3 separate regions of the Mus musculus genome follow, and regions 2 and 3 are each linked to region 1. The links are chromatin loops, found by intact Hi-C in ENCODE. Cell type or tissue: heart. All regions are shown on one strand.

Evidence for each region. Peaks named below come from ENCODE experiments on the same cell type or tissue, not always from the same donor. Only the 100,000 strongest peaks of a DNase experiment are listed, where the experiment ranks them.
Region 2: it touches region 1 in a loop (5-fold over the local background); 6 of 42 quality-filtered maps call a loop at or near these places.
Region 3: it touches region 1 in a loop (4-fold over the local background); 13 of 42 quality-filtered maps call a loop at or near these places.

The regions. Positions count from the first base shown.
Region 1 is chr15:91,605,923-91,613,922 of GRCm38, forward strand. No RefSeq gene overlaps it. Among named protein-coding and RNA genes, the nearest start is that of Slc2a13, 37 kb to the left of the region's middle. In heart, a CTCF peak has its summit at 3,984 (motif pointing right); no DNase peak of the experiment used is centred here.
Region 2 is chr15:91,699,223-91,707,222 of GRCm38, forward strand. It overlaps Lrrk2 (leucine-rich repeat kinase 2), which reads left to right. Exons shown (of 51, transcript NM_025730.3): 8 at 661-780; 9 at 1,124-1,266; 10 at 1,355-1,434; 11 at 2,948-3,054; 12 at 5,884-6,013. Among named protein-coding and RNA genes, the nearest start is that of Lrrk2, 30 kb to the left of the region's middle. In heart, a CTCF peak has its summit at 3,962; a DNase peak (open chromatin) is centred at 4,129; H3K27ac peaks cover 851 bases.
Region 3 is chr15:91,668,555-91,676,554 of GRCm38, forward strand. It overlaps Lrrk2 (leucine-rich repeat kinase 2), which reads left to right and starts at 4,670. Exons shown (of 51, transcript NM_025730.3): 1 at 4,670-4,883; 2 at 5,066-5,151. The coding sequence starts at 4,727. In heart, a CTCF peak has its summit at 4,440; a DNase peak (open chromatin) is centred at 4,587; H3K4me3 peaks cover 1,785 bases; H3K27ac peaks cover 1,684 bases.

The DNA.
Region 1 (8,000 bases):
TGTAAAGGGACCAATCACGTGCATCATAGTGCAGAGTCGCACAGAGGATGTGAACAAGCAAACACCGGGCAGTTCCTCTTGCAGAGAAGAATCTTGCATGTGTGCACTGGGAAACACGAACGAATAATTATGTTCTCAGAAAGGCTGCGTCATCAAAATCCTGACACTAGGAAAGGAGAGGACACACAGAGACAGAAAGGAGAATAAAGATGAACTGCATCAGCTCTGTGCAAGAGTGAGCCAAGAGGCAAGTGTGGTTTGTATACCCAGTGAGACTCCCCTCGAGGAACACTAAGGTTTTTCTTTGTTAGCTAACTCTTTGAAATAGCTTCTGGCTTAAGGGATGCGGCTTGTGTTAATGTTGGAACAACATCTGGTTTAGACCTATGCAGTTCCTGTGCGTGGTGCCACAGTCTTTGGGAGTTCATATGTCGGTCGGTCCCATCATTTCTAGAAGATACTATAACCTTGTGTCTTCATCACTTCATGACCTCCAGCACTTACAATCATTCTGCTTCTTCTTCTGCATAGCTCCGTGACCCCTAAACTGATAGTAAGAATCCCATTACTCTTTTCATCTGCCAAAGCTTGAAATTAGAATATGCTTTGTAACATCTTAGTGGGATATTATAAATAATACTGGCTGGTATTTCATGACACACACAGTCACAGTAATAGACTGGTTTTTTTTTTTTTTTACAAGAAAACAACGATGACTTCTAAGTAGATTGTGACTGATAAGACTGTTCAACCTCACACATCAGACAATAGTCCAGCTGAATATGCGCTCACTCTTCCCACCTACCAGGGAGTCTAAGAACCGGTAGCAGTTGCACACATCTGTAATCCTGGCGATGGGGATTTGGAGTTCAAGGTCGGCTTGGGATACATAGGGAGACCTTGTCTCAGAACAACAAAATCAGCAGAAATAGCATCTGTGTTGTTGGTTGTACAACACAGATGTTCCACCCGTGGATGTCATATGCATATGTTATTTGGAAAAGAGGACAGAGTAAAGGGAAAAGGTATGTTTGCCTAGGAGAAACAGAATGATGTGCAGAGTCTAGGGAGGAGGGCTAAGTTAAATCTCACATTTTCATTAGCACTGAAAGTTTGGATATGGAGAACAGGTGGCTAAATCGTAGGTAAACAATCAGCAGTGTCGTCTTGACCCACAGGTCAGACAACATTGCTCAACCGACAGATAATTATACTGCAGCATCATTATGCGCAGCAGCAGCTGAGCAGGGGTCACAATTTACAAGTGCGGAGCTTGTCGCCAACAGTCCGTTAATAGGAGGAAGCAAATGTCAAGATTTTCAAATGACATTCAAAGGTTCTAGTCTAGTTCTTCTAATCAAACCTGTGGATTAGCGTGGGAGGTGTCAGTCTGCATCTGTCTGTCATATCTGAATCATCCATCTAGCCACCCATCTGTCTTCTACTTGTAGGTGGAGAGGTATAGTTTCCCTGTTGAGAGCGCTTAGGTGAGATGACACTTTAGAGCAGCAGTTTTCCACCTTCATCACTCCGAAACGCTTTCATACAGTTCACGTTTAACACAGTTCCAGTCATAAAATCATTTTGTTGCTACCTCATAACTGTGATGTGGATACTGTTATGAATTGTAATGTAAATATTTGACATGCGACCCCCAAAGGGGATAAAATCCAGAGGTTGAAAACCAATGTGACTAGAGCAAAACCCAGAGTAAGTACACAGGCCTCATTTACATGCCTTTCATCAGTAAAAGCAAATTGGTGCATCTTTCAGTAATAACTAATTTTAGTGTTGAGGCAATGTAGATGCTGAAGTGAACCAGAGTACCAGTAGGGTCAGGAAGTAAGAAAACGCTCAAACATGATCCCTAAACCATGGAAACAAACAAATGCACAAGAAATTCCAGTGGCCAAAGCTGTAGCGATCAAAGCCAATGAAATAATAATAATGATTAGAAGCCAAAATTTAAAACTGTACATATGCTGGTATAAATTACTTTATAAAATATTGAATAATACAAATATGTGCCGATGTAAATAAATAAATAAATAGGATAAGAGATGGATTTCCCCTCTCTTGAACTTTCGCTAAGAAAGGGATATGACCTGTAGCCTAAGTTGGCGGGAGCTTGTTATGTGGCATAGGGTGGCCTCAAACTCAACACAGTCCCAAGTGCTGGGATTACAGGTATGTGCTGTGACACCTGGTAGGCCACATTTTCTATACAAAGATTTCAAATAACACATGCAAATATAAGCCTCTCCCCCAATGGGGCTTAACTCTCACTGCCCCTTGATGCTTTACATGCAAACTTGACACATTTGTCTCCTTTAAAAAATGGTAAGGGGGTTAATCAAAAATGATACTGGCAAATCTAGCAGACATCATTGCCTTAACCTAGATTACTATCACCCTCCCAAGGAATGAGTCATGTTGAAGTCACCTACCTCCTTAGTGCATATGGTAAAATAACCCCTTGCCTTTTAAATATTTTAGGCAACATCCCGTAACTCCAGTCCAACCAGTAGCAAAATGTCAGATAATACTACATTCCTGAACTTTCTACGAAGATATACTTCTCAAAATTGGCACGATCATTTAAAAAAGGATAAAGACAGAGAAGCTCCAAGACTAAGGGGACAGGATGGGTACATACGGTGCGATGTCCTGGGATCTGGGATAGAAAATAAACCTTAGGGGAAACACTGCTGAAACCTGGAGAAGCTTTGGACTTAAGTTCAGAGTGCTGTGACAGTATTAGCTTGGCAATTTCCCCAGGTTTGACATAGATTTTAATGAGAGGGTAGATAGGTTAAGTCCACACTGAATTCTCTATTCTGTTTTACAAAGTTTCTGTCAAAATTAAACTATGGCCCCCCAAAATCTAAAATTCTCATAAAGTTAAAATTGGAAAATATATGTCTTGTTAATGCACTATCATCACAATGTTATTGGCAAATAGTTAATGGTCAGCAGAGCATTTCTGAGCCAGCTACTTGCAACTCTAAGTCCAGGGTGCCAGATTGTAAGACAGAGACTCAGCTGTAAACAGATTCAGTTTGGACTCAACAGTACTTTTTATGAGACTTTTAGACCTCTGTAACCTTTTTGAGGCCAGGCAAAGGCTGCTGGCAGGTGGTGCAATCAATCTTTCGATCTGACAGTGAGAACATTCATTCAATCCTATGTCACTTTTCACACAAATTCATGGTTGCCTTGAAAGAACCCAACTAAAGGTTATTTCCGCTTAGAGCAAGGATTTTTCCACTCAGCCAATTGGCAATCACCTGCAATCAACATCTAAAATCAAAAGTCGAATCTTGCTTTCCAACTCATCTTTCAATTACCTTGAAATATTTCCCTACCATTTTCCATTTCCACCTCCAAATGAGGTGAGCAAAATTATTTAGGTTAGTACAGAGGAGCAATTATATAACCATGGAGAAAGCTACTTGAAGTACAGGTGTTAAGAATATATGCCGGGTAAGGGTATTATACCAGTCTATGAATATCAAATATATATTTATATTCTCCAATTTCATTTTGTTGAGTGGAAGAAAAAAAATGTCATTCCTCCTGAGAACAGAACAAAGTGAAGTGGGCAGTGAAACAAAACCACTCCTCAAAACACCTCTATTGCCCAGCACACCAGCTAAAACTTCTCCTTGTAGAGAGATGTTCTTGCTGGGACAGGACAGGGAATCAAACGCCCTTGGCTACAATGAGCAGAAGAGCTGTTGGGCTTTGGCTTTTGCACTGCTTTCCAATGGATCAATAGTTATTTAACATCATTGGATAAACAAAGAGAAAGCAATCTTGCCACAAGATATCCGCACCCTTCTTTTAGGTGGAATCCTAATGTGTGGGAAATGTTTGAGGTCTTTGCTATCAAGACACACAGTGGAAGCACCAATTATCGAAGCGAGGAAGTCTCTCTCAGAGGGACAGCTTGGATTATTCATTTTGCTCTTGCGCCTCAAAGAGGTCCACCAGGGGGCACCATTTTCCTGGACGTCTCTAGACGACTTAAGGGGGAAAGTTCTCGGTTTTTTCTCATAGCTTTCAACTGTACCGCCCTTATCAGTTTCTTCCCTTGCTACTTTTATTCATATAAATATATTTATTGTGGTAAAATTTATAGGACACAGTGAAAACTTTACCACTGATATCATTTCAAACTACACAGTTGGGTGGCATTAAGTCCTTTCATATTGTGGCTGGCCTCTGCTGTCATCCTTGTCCTGGCGCTGTTCTGTGCTGCTAAGCACTGTACTCGTCAAACTCCCGTTTTCCCTTTCCTCAACCCTGACAGCCCCAGTTTTAGTCTGGCAGTCTCTCTGAGTATGAGTACTCTTGCTACCTCAAGGATAAACTGGCTCATTACACTTCACAGTTATTTAAAGCTCACCCATGTGGTCCGGAATGATTCTTCTCTCTACCCTTTTTGCAACATAGCCACTGTTATAGAAAGCACCCACTAAACGACTCCTATCGCTGTCATTCTTGTACCTGAATTTCTATTTGTGACATTTTACTTCCTCGATCTGTGTGCATTCCCCAACTTCCCCCACCGACTGTCAAATTCCACCAGCCGCATTCTTTACAAGACTCATCACCACAATAGGGGTCTCTGACACATGGCCTCAGTTCTCACTAAAAAAGGGACTGGTCATCTTACGTTCACAGGTGAACACCATAGCGGCTTTGCAGCTATGGTTCAGAAGCACCGAAGAGCAAAGACAACTGAGTGTAAAGTAAATCTTGATTCAGTAGGCAATGAATGAGGAAAGGATAAGAGTGGGGGAGTGGGAAACATCTGACCGAATTGTGTTGCAACTTCTCTAAGCGCACATTCATACAGTATGAGTGCGCGTGCGCGTGCACGCACAAGCAAACAGGTGCACGCACGCACGCACGCACGCACCTGAGAGACGTATAAATGAAACATCACATAGGCACCAGAAAAATGGCGGTTGAAGATCTGTTTGTATTTATTGTTTTCTGAGACTGCATAAATGAACCTTCACTACCAGGCAAGGAAGAGACGCGGCAGGCTAGGGCATCCAGAGTCAGTGGGCAACCACTGGCAAGCACAGCCTGGTTTGACAGAAGTACACAAAAGGAGTTTTCAAAGAGCCTGTTTAAGACAGAGATGTACATGCCCACAGGCAGTACCACGTTTCTGTTTCCTCCCCCCCCCCCCATCTTTGCTCTTCTGTGGCTATGACTATAAACTCGTTAAAATAAACTGCCCGATAGCACATCTAGATGGTTGTTGATGTCTAAGAGATGAAATGTGGAAATTAACTCTGGGGCCTTTCTTCATTTTTTGGATTTTAAAAAAAAAGTGTAACACCATCTCCCTTTCTCTCTCCAACTCTTATGTTCCTTCCTTATCAAGTTTATAGACTCTTTTCAAATATCTATATATTTATATCTATATAATCTATATGTACACATATATGTACATATGTATATATGTGTATATCTGTATGTATATGTATATATGTATGTATCTATATCTATATATCTCTATATAGTGTTGCTTGTATATATACATTTCTAGGGTTGAGCATTTGTTTTCAATGAGTGGGCTCATTTCCTGAGAAGAGCATACTCCCTTTCTTAGTTGTGGCTAATTGCTCACAGCTATTCATCAATAAGTGAGGACCTCTGAGATTTCCCCATCCATGTTGACATGGCAACTGGCACTGGTGTTATTCAGGTCTCTTGTGGGCAGCCATATTGTTGAGATTTTAAGAATGAAGCTTCCCTGTTGTCTTAGTCAGGGTTTGTATTCCTGCACAAAATATCATGACCAAGAAACAAGCTGGGGAGGAAAGGGTTTATTCAGCTTACACTTCCACGTTGCTGTTCATCACCAAAGGAAGTCAAGACAGGAACTAACACAGGGCAGGAACTTGGAGGCAGGAGCTGATGCAGAGGCCATGGAGGGATGTTACTTACTGGCTTGCTTCCCCTGGCTTGCTCTGCTTTCTTTCTTTTCTTCTTTTTTTTTTTTTTAAAGATTTTAAAAACTATTTATTGTGTATGTGTTTACATACCACAGCACAGGTGTGGGAAGAAGACAACTCACGGAGTAGGTTCTCCCCCTGCCACATGGGTCTGGGGCTGAATTGATGCCATCAGTCTTGGCAGCAAACATCTATACCTGCCATGCCACTGGCCCAAGAGCTTATTTTCATCTATAAACTCAACTCCGTACTATCAAGAGAAGAGTTACATTTGCCTTTTAAGTTCCCACAGACCAAACAACAAAATAGAATCTGCATTTAGAAATGGACCTGCTACCAATACCAATACAAATTTATTGGAATTTGGAATGTAAACAGATGTTTCGAACAAACAATCTAACCTTATAAAAATGTGTGGCATTATTAAATAGTTTCTGAAGAAACCCTAAGTGTGATGTGGTGGATATCTCAAGCATGTTAGGTCCCCAGTGCTGAGGCATGGCTGCAGCCAAGGAGAGGGGACTAGCTGGCAAACCATGTCAGTGACCAATCCCACAAATCAAATAGCCCTATTTTTTAAAAAACCCACAAAATTTAGCTTCTGCTAACGTGAAGGTTAGCACAGTGGATCTGTAAAGCTTTGACACTTGCTCCAGGAGCGCCACTTCCTCCCGTAAGCCATGGCTATCCCTCTCCAGCCAGCTGCAGGAGTTCCAGGACAGCCTTACCCACAGCCAGCAGCCGCATGCAAGAGATGTCTTTGCGTTCACATTTACATATGACCTATCAGAGCTGCATCTGCCCACCATCCTGACTGCAGCCAGACCTGTTTGTCACAGGGTAAGGGGAGGGAAGATGGTGGTAGGCCTTTTTACACCCCTGAGGTCTTTCCTGAATAAATCCTAATAGAACGTTTTCCTCCCTCTTTGACCTGCCTGAAGACTAACTTTCCATCAGCTTGCTTTCTTATAGAACTCAGGACTACCAGCCCAGGGATGGCACCACCCACAATGGGCCCTCCCCCTTGATCACTAATTGGGAAAATGCCTTTCAGCTGGATCTCATGGAGGCATTTCCTCAAGGAAGGTTCCTTTCTCTGTGATAACTCCAGCCTGTGTCAAGTTGACACACAAACCCCAGCCAGTAGAGCTGTCATATCTAGAAGTTGCAACCTCAAAGATTTCCTGGCCTTTTACAGTCATGTTTTCCTGGCCTCTTCCAGGTTGTTCCCTAAAGCTTAGGTATAAGAGCTGTAGACATATGCTTGGACTGGGCACTCCATGGTCATTTGAACTCTGCATCCTGATGAGCTGAAACTACAGTGGATATGATATTATACCTAAGAGGTCCCAAAAATTCCAACTGGAGGCTTTCTTTAAAGGTGCGCTTCCTGAGGTTCCAATCATATTCCTTGTGTCATGTCCTTCCCCTGTACTCTTAGAGAAAAGTCAGACCCTGGCTTGAAGGCACATATGAGTTTCAGGAAAAAATAGAAACTGTTTCTTTACTGTGTGATATATGATTACTGTCGTCAATCAACTGAAGTTGTTAAGAATTTACGACACTCTTCCGAAAGAGAGGCAGGAGAGAACTCTAAAGAATCTGAATAGCTGGTATGACCTAGATAAAATGTAAAGTTTAAAACTTTATTTGCTTTATAGTCCCAACAGATGTTCTAATATTTGAAGATACGGACACATAAGTCTTCTTGGGACTTGGTAGTGTAGGATTTTTCTAGACCACTGAATAATGATAATTGCTAATATGAATAATCTGTGTAAGGTGAAATTTTTCCAAATACTATGTGACTGTCTCACTTGTCCCTAAAAGTGACTCTGTAGGCACCAAGGAAACCAACACCCACGAAGATGAGCTTCATTGCTTAAAGCTTGAAGACCAGATTGTTCAGCAATACCCCATGCTCAGCACCCTGCTCTCTTAGAGCGGGATGCTCTGCTATGCCCCTACAGCAATCCATCATTTGAGCAGCAAGCCCCTGTCTCCATTCTATCTTTGTAGCCAGAT
Region 2 (8,000 bases), 93 kb after region 1:
AGGAAGATGGAAGAAAGGAGTGTGGCATTTCCACTGCCAGAAGAATAAATATGAGGAGATGCAGATAGATATTCGCTGACTTAAACGTTGTATTACATCGAAACAGTAGATAGTACCCCAGAGGTGTGTACCAATTTTTGCCTCTAGTCTCAGTTGAAAATATATGTAAAAGAATTTACCTGGAATTATAATTAGAACAATAGCAAAGCAACAAAGTATTTCCCAGGAAATGTAGTGGTCACATGCTGGTCCGTATCTTTACAGGGTGAGATGTTTGCAGGTTGCATTTCAAGAAGGACACAGTTGTGTAAGAGGCTGACCTTGAGAGCATTGTGACAACTAGGAATACGATAGTGCCATGTACAGGAGATGCCCAGTTATTTCTGCGTGATAATTTGAGGAGTTAGAACTGACGTAAGCAGATAGATCTCTGGTCTTACTCAGCCAGCAAAGTCTAATAAGACAGACAATGGTAGGAACCAGAGTTTCAAAAAGTCTCTTGCATTTAATGTACACCACTATGTTGTAAAGAGCGATTTACTGATTTAATATGTACTCTCATGCTATTAGATAGATTTATTGATTTAAGCACTGCTACATAAGTAAATGCATCTTAGTTTGCTTGGGTTAGAGTTTACAGAGTGTCTCACTTTACTTTAGGTAACTTTTTCAACATCCTGGTGTTGAACGAAGTGCATGTCTTTGTGGTGAAAGCGGTCCGACAGTATCCTGAGAACGCAGCCTTACAGATCTCTGCACTCAGCTGTTTAGCACTCCTCAGTAAGTCCCCTGGCCAACCAGGAACATCTTTTTCTCCTTTTAAGTGTTGAGGGTTAAAGGACCTTCTTCCAGTCGGAAAGATGCTCTTGGAGCACCAAGTGTTGGCATCTCCCTGTTCGTGTGATATATCAAGAACCAGGCAATCACTTCAGATAATCCTTCTCTAAATCACCTAGGGTGGTGGGCACCCACCTCCTCACATGACGAGGCAGCAGTTATGCATGTGGAAAATATTAAAAGTGGCTTCATGATTAGTGAAGGGTAGTTTGTAAAGGATAGTCTGTTGAGAGCATTGAAACCCAGCACTTGGTGGTTATATATACCTTTTTTTTTTTCCTTTTAGCTGAGACTATTTTCTTAAACCAAGACTTGGAGGAAAGAAGTGAGACTCAAGAGCAGAGCGAAGAGGAAGACAGTGAGAAGCTTTTCTGGCTGGAACCCTGCTATAAAGCCCTGGTGCGCCATCGAAAGGACAAACACGTGCAGGTCGGACACACAGTTAATCACTGGCGTAAGATCAGGCTTTCTCACCATTGCTATTTTGATACAGTTTTCTTCTTCCTTCCTGATCTAGGAGGCTGCCTGCTGGGCACTAAATAACCTCCTTATGTACCAGAACAGTTTGCATGAGAAGATCGGAGATGAAGATGGCCAGTAAGTATCTCTAGGTGTTATGATAGAAAACCCGGTTCTGTTTCAGCCAGTGCGTAGAAACTGCCATTGCTAGATTTTCTTGTCAGAATTTAGGCTTTAGCGCTGTTGTATGTTAGTGATGGGTCTATAATTTTGTCTAGTTTTCCCACAAGACAGGCTTTGAAGGTGTGGCTTTTAAGGTGTGACAGGCCTGGTGTGGTATAAAGTGTTTTAATTCCTACTGAAATATAGACCATTTTCATCTCTACTGAGGGATTTGGCATCATGAATCATTCACTTCTCTGTGAATCCTGGGAAATCAACCCTCAGTTTTCTGGCTGACCAGGTACAGATGCATAGTTAATTCATTCCAGCCAAGCACATTCACAGACCCACTGGTTCTGGGCCACCAACCAGCTGGTTGCCTGTGTCAGGTTAGAAACCTACTCTGGCAGGTCCCACCAGGCAGCAGTGTGGACTGCTATGTATTCCTATTTGCATAATGGCCCTCTGCTGGAAAAGAGAGACTCGGGGAAGCAGACTCTACTTAAAAACTCCCATTTGGAGAAGAGATAGTGACTCTTGAAAACTGAGATAAGCCAAAAACCGAATTATCCCGAGTGAGCAACTTTTCAGGAGCTTGTGTTTGGGCAGATTCAGGAGTGCAACTTATACACAGCTTAGATCACAGCACACATAGTCCTCAGTACCCGGAGATCTCTCCAGGAAATATGTTATTAAAAGGAAAGCACATTTATCCCCTCTGCCTCTTACGTCTGCTTTGTTTTTGTTTCTTTTCCCCACTTAAATCGCTCTTCTTGCCATTTTCCCCTTCCCTCCTTTTACATTTTTCTTCCTGGTACCTCAAGATTGTCTTCTGTTTGAGATGTGGCTCATCTGCTGATGCCTTTCTCTCATCCTGCTTTATGACTGACAACCCCTATTGTGCATTTTAGTCCTTTGTTTTGTGTACTTAGTATGTTAGTATTTGTACGGCATTTATAAGGCTTGCAAGAGTCACGCTTTGGTTGTAGGCATTCTACAATGGCATTCTTAGGCACAATTTCTTGTTGTCTATTTTCATTTACTCACAGTAAAATATAGTCCAAAACACTAAATGGAAAACTCCAGAAATGATCAATGTATGTATTTTTCTTTGTCTCTTGCTGTGAGAAGTGAGAAGAAATCCTGTGCTGTTGTTCGGCCCATCCTTCCCTGGTTTTAACTCTGTTTTCATGTTCACCCTGTGTGATTTGCACCATAGCAACTTTGTAGCTGCCTATCCCTCCTTACATGTTTACAAAGCCATGCGTCCTCCATAAGGCTTACAGGCTTCTGAAGAAACAGAAGTGTTAGTGTTGGACACACTTGAATCTAACCTCTGCCAATAGCATTGTTTGGCATAAGCTTCTATTGTAAGTGGAGATGGCATAGAGTGTGGCTTCCACTGCCTGTGCTGTTAGCGTTCACAGGCAGCGAAAGTGAGCATTGGGGCCGGAGGCTGCGAACTGAGATGTGGTTGGCTTTTTCAAAGGTTCCCTGCGCACAGGGAAGTGATGCTGTCTATGCTGATGCACTCTTCTTCCAAAGATGTCTTCCAAGCAGCTGCACATGCTCTGTCCACTCTCTTGGAACAAAATGGTAAGGGGAATACTGTGTTTTTTAATAAGGAGGAACAACGTTATGTTGTTTTCTTATAAAAGCTATAAATTCTGAAAAATTCAGATATGTAGATGGGGCTAGCTGAAGTGTGTATGTATGTATATAAAGGATAAAAAAATATATAATAGGTGTATGTTCCTCAGGACTTCTGCTCATTTATGGCATATGTGATACATACTTGCAGAAACTGGAACATTGTATCCATTTTAAATGCAGCCATGTATGATGCAAACTTACAGAAATTGTAACATTGTATCTACTTTAAATGCATGTTTTGCTTCCATCCTTATATTAATAAATGTATTTATTATTATTGTCATTACAATTTTAATAACTGTGTAGCTTTCCTATATATCTATAACCTATTTTAGGAACCAGTTTCTGTTGATTGACTTTTAGCTTACATACCATGGGAATTTTTAGAGTTCTCATCAGGTCTTTTTCTCTAAAAAAGATTGCCTGCATTTTCCTGTACATATTTATTTATTCTTCTTAAATAAATTTTACAGGAGTGCTAATGTTTGATGGGCTATTCACTGTTTCAAAACTGGTAAAATTGTCCAGAATGAAATGTTTTATATTTACGATTTTTTGAAAATGATTTTTTTATGTATAATCCCTCTTATACCTTAGGAGGTCCCTTAAGCTTTAAGGTCCTGGCTCAAACTGCTTCAGATTCCTGACCCCATAAACAGGAAGTTTTGCCAGGAAAACTTGTCTGGCATCAGGCAGGGGGACTTGGCAGCTCTTATGTGATATTTTTAGGCAGTGAAACATTAAAAAAAAAAAAAGGAAGATTGATCTGAGACACAACAACGTAAGCACCACCAGATTTTTGTGGCAAGGCCAGGCTAGTGAGGAAGACACGCCTCCTGCAGGCTGTTCCTTCTCTCTGATGGCATTTTAATAAAAGCAGAACCTCATCAAATGTATTGCGTACATGTGTGAAATTGTTAAAGAACAAAGTTAATCGGCTAAGAGTGAATCGGGCACATCACACAGAGGCTTGGAATAGCCAGGCCTTGAGTGATGACAGGGCCTGTCCCAGGGCTGAGTCATCACAGGATGTGTCGTGTAGCTATGGAGGTCTGGGCAGGGATTGCATTGCAGCCAAGGAGCATTGTGTATAGCTCCCCAGGGGAGAGGAAGCTTGCTGCCAGGCAGCAATAGTGTGGTGAGGCTGTGGGTCTTAACTATGAGGAGACTCTGTTAGGTCCCTCCATCAGTCGTTAAGATTTTGTGACTTGGGGTTGCTTTTGTTATGGCCTTTGTGGGACAATGACCTTGTGAGTCAGCTTGGCATCTGTTTGGAATCAGTCCCTGCCCTCCCTTCATGCTCCCCCACCTTTGTTCCCGGCTCTCTGCTAGATGTGCTTAGATGCCTTTGCACATCCTGGGCTTCCTGGTATAAGAGAGTAGTAAGATGTTCAGTGGCTTCCTTATTTAGCTCCACCACCAAATTCACACTGCAAGCAACTTGAGGCAGTGACTATGAAGACTGAAGGGATGGGAAGGGTTTTTGTTTTTGTTTTTGTTTTTTTTAAATCAGGATTGGGTTGGCAGAAAGGAGAACTGGGCTCTTAGACAGGAATGGTGACACAGGCCAGCAATCTCAGCACTCCAGCTAAAGCAGGAAGAATTGTATTCAGGGCCAACCTGAGCTACTAAATCTCAAAGAGAAATTAAAGAGGAAGAGGAATAAGGAGGAGGAGGGGATGGAGAGGGAAAAAAATGGTGTCTTGGCACCATGGCGATTTGAAGGCTCAGGCCCAAATACCTTTTGTGATAATTTTCTCATTTAGTTAAGCAGTTGCATGAATTGAGCTACCATGTTCTGAGTTCGTATCATGTACTAGATTCCATACAATCTACACCCTTGTGGTACGACAGTTACATAAAAATTTTAGGCTAGTGGTGTCAAATTCTAATGGGGAAGATGGACAAGAAGACTAACTAAGGAATGTGATGCATGAGTTAGCCAAGACAAAGGTCGAGCTGAGAAGGAGGGTTTGATCTTTGAACCAGAGGACATACAAGCATGAATGAGCACTCACTAAAGGTGACTACTGTAGGAGTTTGCGTTTTGTGATTTGTCTTTGAATGCAGATAACCTTTTGCTAAAATAGAGCCGATAAAGGCAACAAACTTCTACAAGTAGGTAGGGAGACGTGAAAATGTCCTGTACGCTCTGAAGGGACTTCACGACGACCGCCCTTCTCCCTGTCATGTTTCCCATTATTGAGCAATGCCATTTCTGCATAGTTAGATCGAGATGAGATTCGTGAATAAATCATGCAGCCCACTGAGATGTACAAAGTAGTTCAGAGCATCCCAGACCAGGCCATTCCACTGGCCTGTCACCAGTGAGCGATATGCCTCCACACACCTGCGGTCCTTCTCCTCAGGCCTGCCCCTGGCTCCCATCACCAATGGAGGAATGGCTTGCATCCATGCACTGATGTCTAGCATACTTGTGCTTCCTAGCCATTTTGTGAGATTCCAAGATTAGACGATCATTTAATTTTCATCCTAACTGAAGAGTGCTGTTTGCATACATTGTTCTACAGAGCACTTCTTTCTTATGGGATTTAATGTATTAATCACACTAATACCTGTCTACTCTGTAAATAAAAAAATTAACTGGAAACTTCAATAAAGAATTAATAAATATGAAAATCAGAGGATGTCATCTATTTGTAAGATATAGGTGACTATTAATGATCTTTAAGTGGCTAATGAAATATGTTATATGTGTTCTTGCAATTGTGAGCTTTCATTACTATAAGTAACTTGAAAAACACCTTATAGTTAATTTCAGGAAAATCCTGCTGGCAAAAGGAGTATACCTGAATGTCTTGGAATTGATGCAGAAGCATGCCCATGCGCCTGAGGTGGCAGAGAGTGGCTGCAAGATGCTGAGTCACCTGTTTGAAGGAAGGTACTGCACATTCATGAGTGTGTGTGTGTATACATATATATATACATTTATATATACACATGCACATACGTATACATACACATGTGCATATACCATATACTAAGCCATATACCTATACACATACATACACACATGCCTATATGTATATGTATATATCGGGGCACTGAACCAGGTGGAATGTCATTCAAAGCTGTTGGAATAGAAAACTAAACATGGTACATGAGACCATACCTCTTGCCATCTTCCCCCTGATATTCTGGAATTATTTTATCCAAACATTAAAAAGTGTAGCAGAGGCTGAAGAAATATGGTGAAGGTTTGCTTCTGTGCTTTAAGCATTGTGTTATCTGGCTTAGAAATAATAAATATGCAAAAGAACTGATAATAGCTTTTAAGATCAATATATATGTGAATATACCAAACTATAAATATAAACATTTTGCAACTATTGCTTTTCAGAATTAAAGCACTATTTATTTATTACAATGCATTGTTTATTTCTAGTCTTTCATTTAAATTAACTTTGGCCTGTCTTCTTCCTCTTCTTCCTTTCCCAGTGACACTTTATTCCAAAGCACCTCATGCCAACCTTAGTGACACTGTGTGCCTGGTTTGTGGCACAAAAAAGACATTATTACATGTGGTTGAAATGGTGAGAGGGAGCCAGAGGCTTACAAAACCTGCCAAAAACTGAAATTCAGGCAGGTATCCCCTCCAGCCATAAATATTCAGTATATTTTCTCAATCTATTAAGCAAAAAATGTATAATAATGGTGGCATTGTTTGATATCAAATGGAAAGCAGCCATACAGGAAACAGATATGAATTTTTAAAGTCATCTAGGGTACAGGTGCTACAGGTGAGTTGGATCTTGTGCCTTGGCTTGTTGTCAGACTCTCTTGCAAGGAAGAAATGAACAAATGTCTTCATTTGTTCTATATCTTCTAAACATTGAATCTAAAGCATACCAAGTAAGAGTGCCGCTGAATTACAACTTCGTGAGCAGATGAGATTTATTGGGGTTATTTAAAGGACTATGGGTGAAGAGTTAGTTCCAGGAGCAAAAATGACTCAAAGACGACTGCATCGCCAAAGCCCTCTCCAGTATGGGTGACAGCTCACAAAGCTAGGAACCTAGAGCACACTGCACAGACAGGCCTCATCATTTAGGAGCCTTACCAAGTCCTACCTCTGAGAACTGACTGTTGGGAGCCAGTGAGCCTGGCTCTTGCCACCACACTCATGCCCATTCACCCTGGCCACACCACAGTCCCAAGCACTGTTTTAATAGACACTGCCAATCTCTGGGAATACTCCATTCCTTTCTGCTGCCCTACATAGCATCCTCTAGCTATTCAGGGGTTTTCCTAATACTGAGAATAACCTACAATAGCTCATAAGGGCTTCTGGAACAACAACAATAACAACAACAATAACAACAATGACAGGCCTCCATTTATCAACCTCAATTTCTTTTTCTTTTGAAAAATGGTCAATAAAACCTCTTTGGCAGAACCTTCCCCCTCCCCAAACCCGGGAATTCTTTTCCACACCCAGTTCTGATTCTCACCCCATGCCAACATCTGGCCTCCACCACTGCAATCCTTTTTCCCATGACTGTTTGACAGACATCTGATATATGACCAACTGACCTTCCCTTACAGATTTGTCCCTCAAGTAGATTTGTCAGTTACCAGTGGTTTGGGAGTCAAGAGAGTTGGACCTTGATCTTTGGTATATTTAAGATAGAAGGGTTGTCTGCCATGGAGGCAGAGATCTGGAAGACCTTTACTCATGCCTTGTGTAGTCTTTGGACACCATACTCTCATGTACAGTGGCCCCAAGCCCCAGAGAACAACTCTTGAGAAGCCTCGGGATTTCTCAGGTCCTTGATCATCAGTCATCTTCCTCGATTTGCCAGAGGAGTTTAGAAGCAGAATATCAAGGGTGTTCCTCCCTGCCTCCCCCCCCAGTACCCCCCCCCCCA
Region 3 (8,000 bases), 63 kb after region 1:
GAGACTTTTAGCCTCTAATCTCTAGATGTAAGTACATACCCTGGAGTAACTGTAGAATCCAGGAAAGTGCAAAGGGGCCATTGCTGAGGGAGGGGTTGAGCAGAAGCTGTAGAGAGGGAATGTCAGGAAATGATTGGGGACGTGGAAAACAAGAAGGGCTTTAATTAGGAAGTGGGGAGATAAATACAGATGAAGCATGGTAAAATAAGAAATATATCTGAAGAAGTAATAAGGAACCATTTATTAATTACCTGAAAAAGGAAACCCTATTATACACATAAGTTTGTGTGTAAGTATATATTTATAGTTCAAATGAAATCGTTTTTTGTCTAGGCTGACAATGCTGTCCAAGAGACTCCAAGAACACACAAGGCTATGGCTATTGTCCTTGGTTTCTCCCAAGATACGGAAGGTGAATTCCTATGGCTGAGGATAATGTATTTCAGAGGCAGAACCCAGAGACCCCTGCCTGGAACTGACATAAATGCCTCCACTCTCAGGACTAGCTGATATGGTATCAGAAGGTGCCATGCAAGCTTCCAGTGCAAAGACGTTGTCAACAGTCCCTCTTACTTATGATGCTTATAAACTTAAACAGAGATGAGCATGGTGTGATCACCCCAAGTCTTCCGCAGTTGCATGGACACCATTTTGGTAAACAACTCTCTAATTGGATTTAAGAATCACTCAACAAGAGGCAAACCATGCCTGTTACCAGAAACTGAGCCAACTACCCAATGCTAATGAAGCCATGGATTTTGGAGGAGAGTATACAACCACTACTTCACTAAACAAGCATGACCCCTAACTACATTCTTAATATTTGTCCTCATATTCCCAGGTAACTGTAGTCTTTCAGCCCCTCATTGAGGAAACTTCTCTTTGTACCAGATTTGGACTATTACAGAAAACAACAGACAATCAAAATGTACAGTTATGAATCTTAGTTGTTATGGATACATCTATAAAACACATTGGAACCTAAGGCTGAGGGAACATTGTGTAAGAAGTAGAAAGATTGTAGTTGCCAGATCAAGGACTTTGCTGTGAGATTGTACCTCCTAGTAAAGTCAAAAGGTCTCATCAACAAAACTGCCTGAACAAAGACAGCATTGTCTAATGACAAAGTACATGAGGGAAAGACCACAGGCCTTAAGTCTGTAAAAAGAATTATAGGCAAATAAGGAATGCTGAAATAAGAGAAAGAGTTTTACTTGGGGAAGATGCACAAAAAAATTGGTTGTCCAGTACCAAATAGTCGGCTACGAAAATATGCATACACCAGGCAGTGGTGGCGCACAGCTTTAATCCCAGCACTTGGGAGGCAGAGGCAGGCGGATTTCTGAGTTCGAGGCCAGCCTGGTCTACAGAGTGAGTTCCAGGACAACCAGGGCTACACAGATAAACCCTGTCTCAAAAAAAAAAACCAAAATACAAAAACATAAATAGAAAAAAAAAAGAAAATATGCATACAAGTAACATTGTACAGACTGAGAAGGTTATATTTAGGAATATATTATTAGAATAATAATTAGGGATAATACATTATCATGCTAAATATTGTTCTCTCTCTCTCTCTCTCTCTATATATATATATATATATATATATATATATATATATTATCACACACACACACTTATTTCTCACATATCCTCCCATCTGTGTAATACTGTATACTGTGTTACTCTTTCCCTGGCTCTTTATCCAAATAATTTGATGATAAAAGTAAGCTTCATCTATTGTACACACTGTAGCTTATGTAAGGATTTCAGGATGGAATGTGTGGCACCTCATATGGAAATCTAACTTGGTGTGCTCTTTGTGTCTGTTAGTAAAGAAAACACCTGTTCCTGATTCACAGGAAGTCACTAGGAGCTGGATAAACCGTGCTTCCTGGGCCTGTCCCCTCGGTGACCCCAGTGGTACTGTTTCTTCCTCTGGAGAAGAGATACACAGAGGATACTGTGTCCCTGAATCATGGCTGTTTGAACAATTCTTTTACCATAAGTGCCAGGGCTATTCTAACCTTTAGGACCTTCTGCACTATAGATGGATGTGATTCATGTTATATTTTTGTTACTGTTAAGAGACAGTATCTTTTTATATTAAATCTTCCTATTTATTACTCCTATTATTTTTCTCATTTATTTGTGTGTTTTATGAGTTTGATCATTTCTTTGCAAAAGTTTTGTATATCTGTATGTTTAGACTTATCCCCATTCTTTTTCTCATTGTTGATTCACACACACAATTGGACTCATCTTCCTGAGCATATTCTTTATAGAGATGAGCATAGTTTTCTTAGACTTCCTGCTCATTTACAGTAAACTTACATTTTCCTCGAAATGCCTGTTGGGGTGCTGCTGTCTCTCCAGTGACATATTAAAAACTCTTCAAGTTAATTGGTTCTTCCATATGAAAGCCCCAGCCATTTACCATTTTCCTTTTGTTTACTTTTTCTTTCTTCTGATGGCAGAATATCTGAGTTTTAATGAATCACAAATGTTAATGTTGTGTGTCTTCTGTCACTGCGTTTGCTTTTAATGCTGGGCTAAATAACGTTTACTATCCAGTGCCTCCTAATTATTTTTTATTTGCTTTTTAACCCATCTGTAATTTGTTTTGGTGTTTGCTGTGGTTGGCCATGTCAGTTTTATTTCTTTCTTCCTCAGAAGTTAGGTAAACATTGAGTGTTATTTTACTATTCTTTGACTACTTAGTTATGAACTTCTGTCTGCAGCCATCATCTTCATTCTCGTTAACTGGGAAGTTAATGAGTCTTGGAAATTTAGTCAATCAATTCATCACATTTAAAACTCAAGGACACTTTGCCCTAAGGTGTACTGGCTTCTGGCAAATGTTTCCAGCAGAGAGCTCAAAGTACACCCTGTTTGGTGCCCTGCTGAGTATGGAGTCCTACAGGTGGATGATAGTCCTACAAGGGGACTTTGGAAACACGGTGTCACTTAGAATTTTCTTTTGAAGGGACATAAGTCTCAATTTCTGGCAAGGTTTTTGGTGTGTGTGTGTGTGTGTGTGTGTGTGTGTGTGTGTGTGTGTGTGTGTTTTAACAAGAAGTAAATAAAATACGGGGGAAAAAAGAAAAGAAAATCTGAGGTCCTCATGTCATGAAAGCGCATAGAAGAGGTAATATAGGTCTCATATATGTCATCAGCTGAGAGTTTTGTCATTATGGAAAATTACACACAGAGAGGAGCAATGCCCCAGGAATTCATCTCTTACCTTCCACAATTCCCAGTTCATTTCATGTCTAATTCTTCCCGTTTTGACCCCACCCTTCAATCGTGGGTTACTTGGAAGCAAATCCTAACTATTCTAGCCTTGCAAATATTAGCACTTTACTACCACGCAAAGGTGAAAACCCTTGGCAACAAGAAGCACTCAGTGAGTACCCAAGCTGATGGAAACTTGCTTTCTTGTTCTGCTGAAAGTGCAGAGTGTGGACAAACTTTCAGCCTGACCTTCAGTTGTGTCTTGGCTCTCAACCCGCCTCTCAAACCCCTCCACCTCTTACCCATCCCAAAGACATTTCCTCAGACAGGAAAGAACTCCTCATCCGTTTGTGAATTGTTATCAGAATGTTAACGAACTAGAAGCCAGGAAATAAATTAACTGCTCTAATTCTCCTTCGGGGTAAATAACCTTGAGGTTGGGTCATCTGAGACCATAGAACATCCAAGCCTTGACTACAGCACTGTACCAGAGACTTCTCTTCTTGAAAAACCTTACTACGTGAGCATTTTCTTTTGCTTTCTTCTTGGGATGCAACATCTTCTTCACAGGGATGCTTTAGCACTGTGCCTTGCAGATCTGTCCCCTTCTCCCCCGCCCCCTCCCCTTTCTTCTCCTGCTTCAACTCTTCATTTACCTCTTCTCCTTCCCCCTCCCCCTCTCCCCCTGCTCTCTCCCTCTCTCTTCTTCCTCTACTTCTTCCTCCCTCTCCTTTTCCCTTCCCTTTCTCCCCTCCCCCCATTCCTTCTTTCTAGGTAGGCTCTTATAGCCCAGGCTGGCCTTGAACTTGTATGAAGCAAGGATGGCCTCCGATTTCTTTGGTTCTTGTCTTCACCTCCCAGGTGCTGGAATTAGCAGTTGCCCCGGCTTTCAGAATACCCCTTTTAACTTTAGAGGCCCGGGCAGCAGTACTAATAACTAGTTCAGACCAAGAATGCCGTTTAAAGACTGTTTCTTCCAACCTTAGCTTCACTGACTCTGCTGTGAGTTCCATCCTTGAGAGCTGAATCAGAGCTCCCAGATCCTGCCTGCAAACTCAAAACAGAGAGAGGCCTTTTGGCAACCACAACCAGAGCTCAGGATAACCAACAAGCAAACAACTCCTAAAGCCCATGTAGCTGGCCGATTTTGATTGTTAAACGCTGCATTCTTTGGGGAGCAAATTACTCCTCTCCCTATAGGGGGAACTCTTAAAAGAAACCGCTTTCCTGAAAGGGGCCAACTGGGCGGTGTCCTCCTTTCCCAACGCCCCTTTGCTATTCTTAGTGGCGGGGTGGCGGCTTTCGCTTTTCCCCGGCGGAGTTCCCAGCGGCGCGATGCGGCTGGGCAGGCCGGGCTGAGACTGGGCAGGGGCGGTCGCCGTCACCGTCTGGGCGCGGCTGGGGACCGAGGGCTGGGCCTGCAGCGGAGGCGGCCGAGCAGCTCTGAGAGCAGGAGCCGTCCCAGCTCGCCGCAGTCCCCGCCGGCTGCACCATGGCCAGTGGCGCCTGTCAGGGCTGCGAAGAGGAAGAGGAGGAGGAGGCTCTGAAGAAGTTGATAGTCAGGCTGAATAATGTCCAGGAAGGCAAGCAGATCGAGACGTTGCTTCAGCTCCTGGAGGACATGCTGGTGTTCACCTACTCGGACCGCGGTAATGCCTGCAGCCCCTCCCTCCTCTGCAAACTTTATCCTGCACTTGAGTCTTAATCTTGGGCACCCCACTCCTTTCCTTCAGGGAGGAAGGAGCTGAGATCCCTGGAAGATTGAAAGGATGCCAGGATGCCGTGGTTTGTGACTTTGTTTTCATCCCCCATTTGCCCCCTTCTTTTCCAGCCTCCAAGTTATTTGAAGATAAAAATTTCCACGTGCCTCTGTTGATTGTCCTGGACTCCTACATGAGAGTTGCCAGTGTACAGCAGGTAAGCGGGCCTTCCCATCTGTTCCTGAAGACTGTTCTGTGATAGGCCTTATGTCCCGGGGTCTTGAGATTTGCTTTAAGAGGGGAAATCTTGTCAAATGTTGGCAGAGGAGAAGCACCTTTGACATTATCTGGGTGGTGGTAGCAGCAAAATGAAAACAGGGCTCTTATTGGCAAGGTGAGTCCGTTAACCTTTCAAACTATTCTAAGAATGCTCCTTAATATACAGCGAGTTTCTGGTAGAGCAGTGCAGTGAATATTTCCAGCAAGGGAGGGTAATTAAAAAAACAGTAATAAAACAGTCAAGTCTAGGGTCAGTTTGCTTTTATACTTTTAAATTAGAAGACACATTTCAAGGATTCTTCCTGCAGTGTATATCACCCAGTATCTAAAGAAAGTGATGTTTCCCGAATGCCCCCTCGCCTGCCGTGTTTACATTTCTACTTTGCGGCTGTTATCATACAAAGTGGATACAAAAGTAGAACTTCTGTCTGGATCTGTGTCACAGGAAGTCCAGAAGTAGGCTATGTAATTAACTGTGATTTTAAAGCAGACTCGGATAAGTAAGAATGGCTTTCAGTCAGGACAGAATTACTTCTGAAGGTGCTAACTTCCTTTAGAGGTTTGCGATCTGGGGAACTGAAATCAGTTTTGTCATCCAAATACTGAGAGTTATTTGTCGGGGAACTCTGGAGGCACGGGAAGAATAGAATACTCCTTCATAGTCATTCTAGAGACTAAACTTTTCTTAGTCTCCAAGTTCTCTCTCTCTCTCTCTCTCTCTCTCTCTCTCTCTCTCTCTCTCTCTCTCTCCTCCTCCTCCTCCTCCTCCTCTCCTGCCTCCTCCTCTTTCTCCCTCTGTTCCCACCCTGTCAAGTTCTCACAGTATAACCCAGACTACTTAGAACTTGCCATTTTCCTGCCTCTGGCTCCCCAGTGCTATAATTATAGGTATATGTCACCATACCTGGCTCTAATTTTCTTTTAGAAAAGCATACTTTTATCTGCAGTAAATATTTTTATTTTTCCAATTGTGAAACTTTCCTATCTGACTAGTCATTTTCAGGTTGTTATCAGACAAAAATCAAGAGGAAGATGGAGGTATGATAAAGATACTGTACTTTTTAGCACCAAGAGTCTGAATTTTACCCACGGAATATGAATCATTTTGAAGGTGCTTTCTGTTCTCCACCTACATCACCCTTCTTGCTTTATATTCAAAAGTGTCTAATTCTGGCTGCCTACACTGCCAAGACCTAGACTTGGTAGTCTCACGCCTGCTTGGTACCACTGGGAAAAACTGGACCCTGATTTTCAATCAACTGAACACAGAAGGGAGTGGTAGACCTGAGAGCCCAGGGGAATCTGGAATATAGCCATTGCTTACCTCTTTCTCCTTTCATCTCTTCCTTTTGTGTCTGTCTGTCTTTGCTCTGTCTCTGTCTCTCCTCCTTCTTTCTCTGTGCTGACAAGATCTGTGACTTTAAATCTGCTAATGGAATTACTTTGATTACTGATCTATATCCCCAAACACTGTAATTTTCTCTTCCCTGTCTCCCCCCTAACTTTCCTCTTTCATTCCCCTTATCCATTTCTACTCCACTCCCTTTTTCTTCTTCATTCTCTCTTCCTCCTTCTCCTTCTCCTCCTCCTCCATTTTCTCCTCCTTCTTTCCACCCTCCTCCTCCTCCACTGCATTTTTGGTGCTGGGAATTAAACACAGGGATTTGCATCTACCGGACAAGCTCTCTACCAGTAAGCTACCCAGTCAACCAAGACATTCTAGTTCTTGATTTTAGAAAATGCCCAAGTAACTGCAGTGGTTAAGATATTGTTACCAGCTTGTGGAGTGGGCAGCTGCAAAGTCTATTGGAAAGGAACAGCCTCTGGTTTGATAATTTAGCAGAATAAAGTCAGTACTTTCAGTGTTTTATATGTGTTTATTTGCAAGGGCTTTATGCATATTATGTTAATTGTTTTTTCTCTTTGCGGTTCTTTATTAGATATTTTCTTTATATACATTTCAAATGCTACCCCGAAAGTTCCCTATACCCTCCCTCAACCCTGCTCCCCTACCCACCCACTCCTTCTTCTTGGCCCTGGCATTCCCCTGTACTGGGGCATATAAAGTTTGCAATACCAAGGGGCCTCTCTTCCCAGTGATGGGCGACTAGGCCATCTTCTGCTACATATGCAGCTAGAGACAGTAGTTCTGGGGGTACTGGTTAGTTCATATTGTTGTTTCACCTATAGGGTTGCAAGACCCCTTCAGCTCCTTGGGTGCTTTCTCTAGCTTCTCCATTGGGGGCCCTGTGATCCATCTTATAGATGATTGTCTCATATGTTAATTGGTTCTTACTGACATTTGATTGCACTTGAAGAAAGTTGACCAGAGTCTTTCCTTCATATTGATTTAGTTAAAATGAGTAGTCCCTGTGGATACTTGTAATAAAGCTAGGGCTCAAATATGTTCGAGTCTTCAAAATCTCCATCATTTAGTTCTGGACTTACTAAGATTTTTGTGTGAGCAAGCAAAGTCCAATGGTTTGGCACAAATACTATGAGCAAATACAATGGCTATATTGCCGTTGGTCTTATCAAAGGGTTATAGAAAGGATTCTTTCTCTACTGAGATTTTTAGCATCTCTAATTGAAAGTAATATCTTCTTTTAAATCTCTTCACATAATTGGTGAAAGTAGTCTGAGCACCCTTCCATAGTTCTTGCAATCCAATTAGCTAGAAGCACCAAATGAGAATGCCTTGGTGAAGGCAAGGAGTTCCTCGTCAGACATGTATGTTAAGGTTTCTTGTGAGCATCATCCAACACGGCATTTGGGATTCTGGACTTT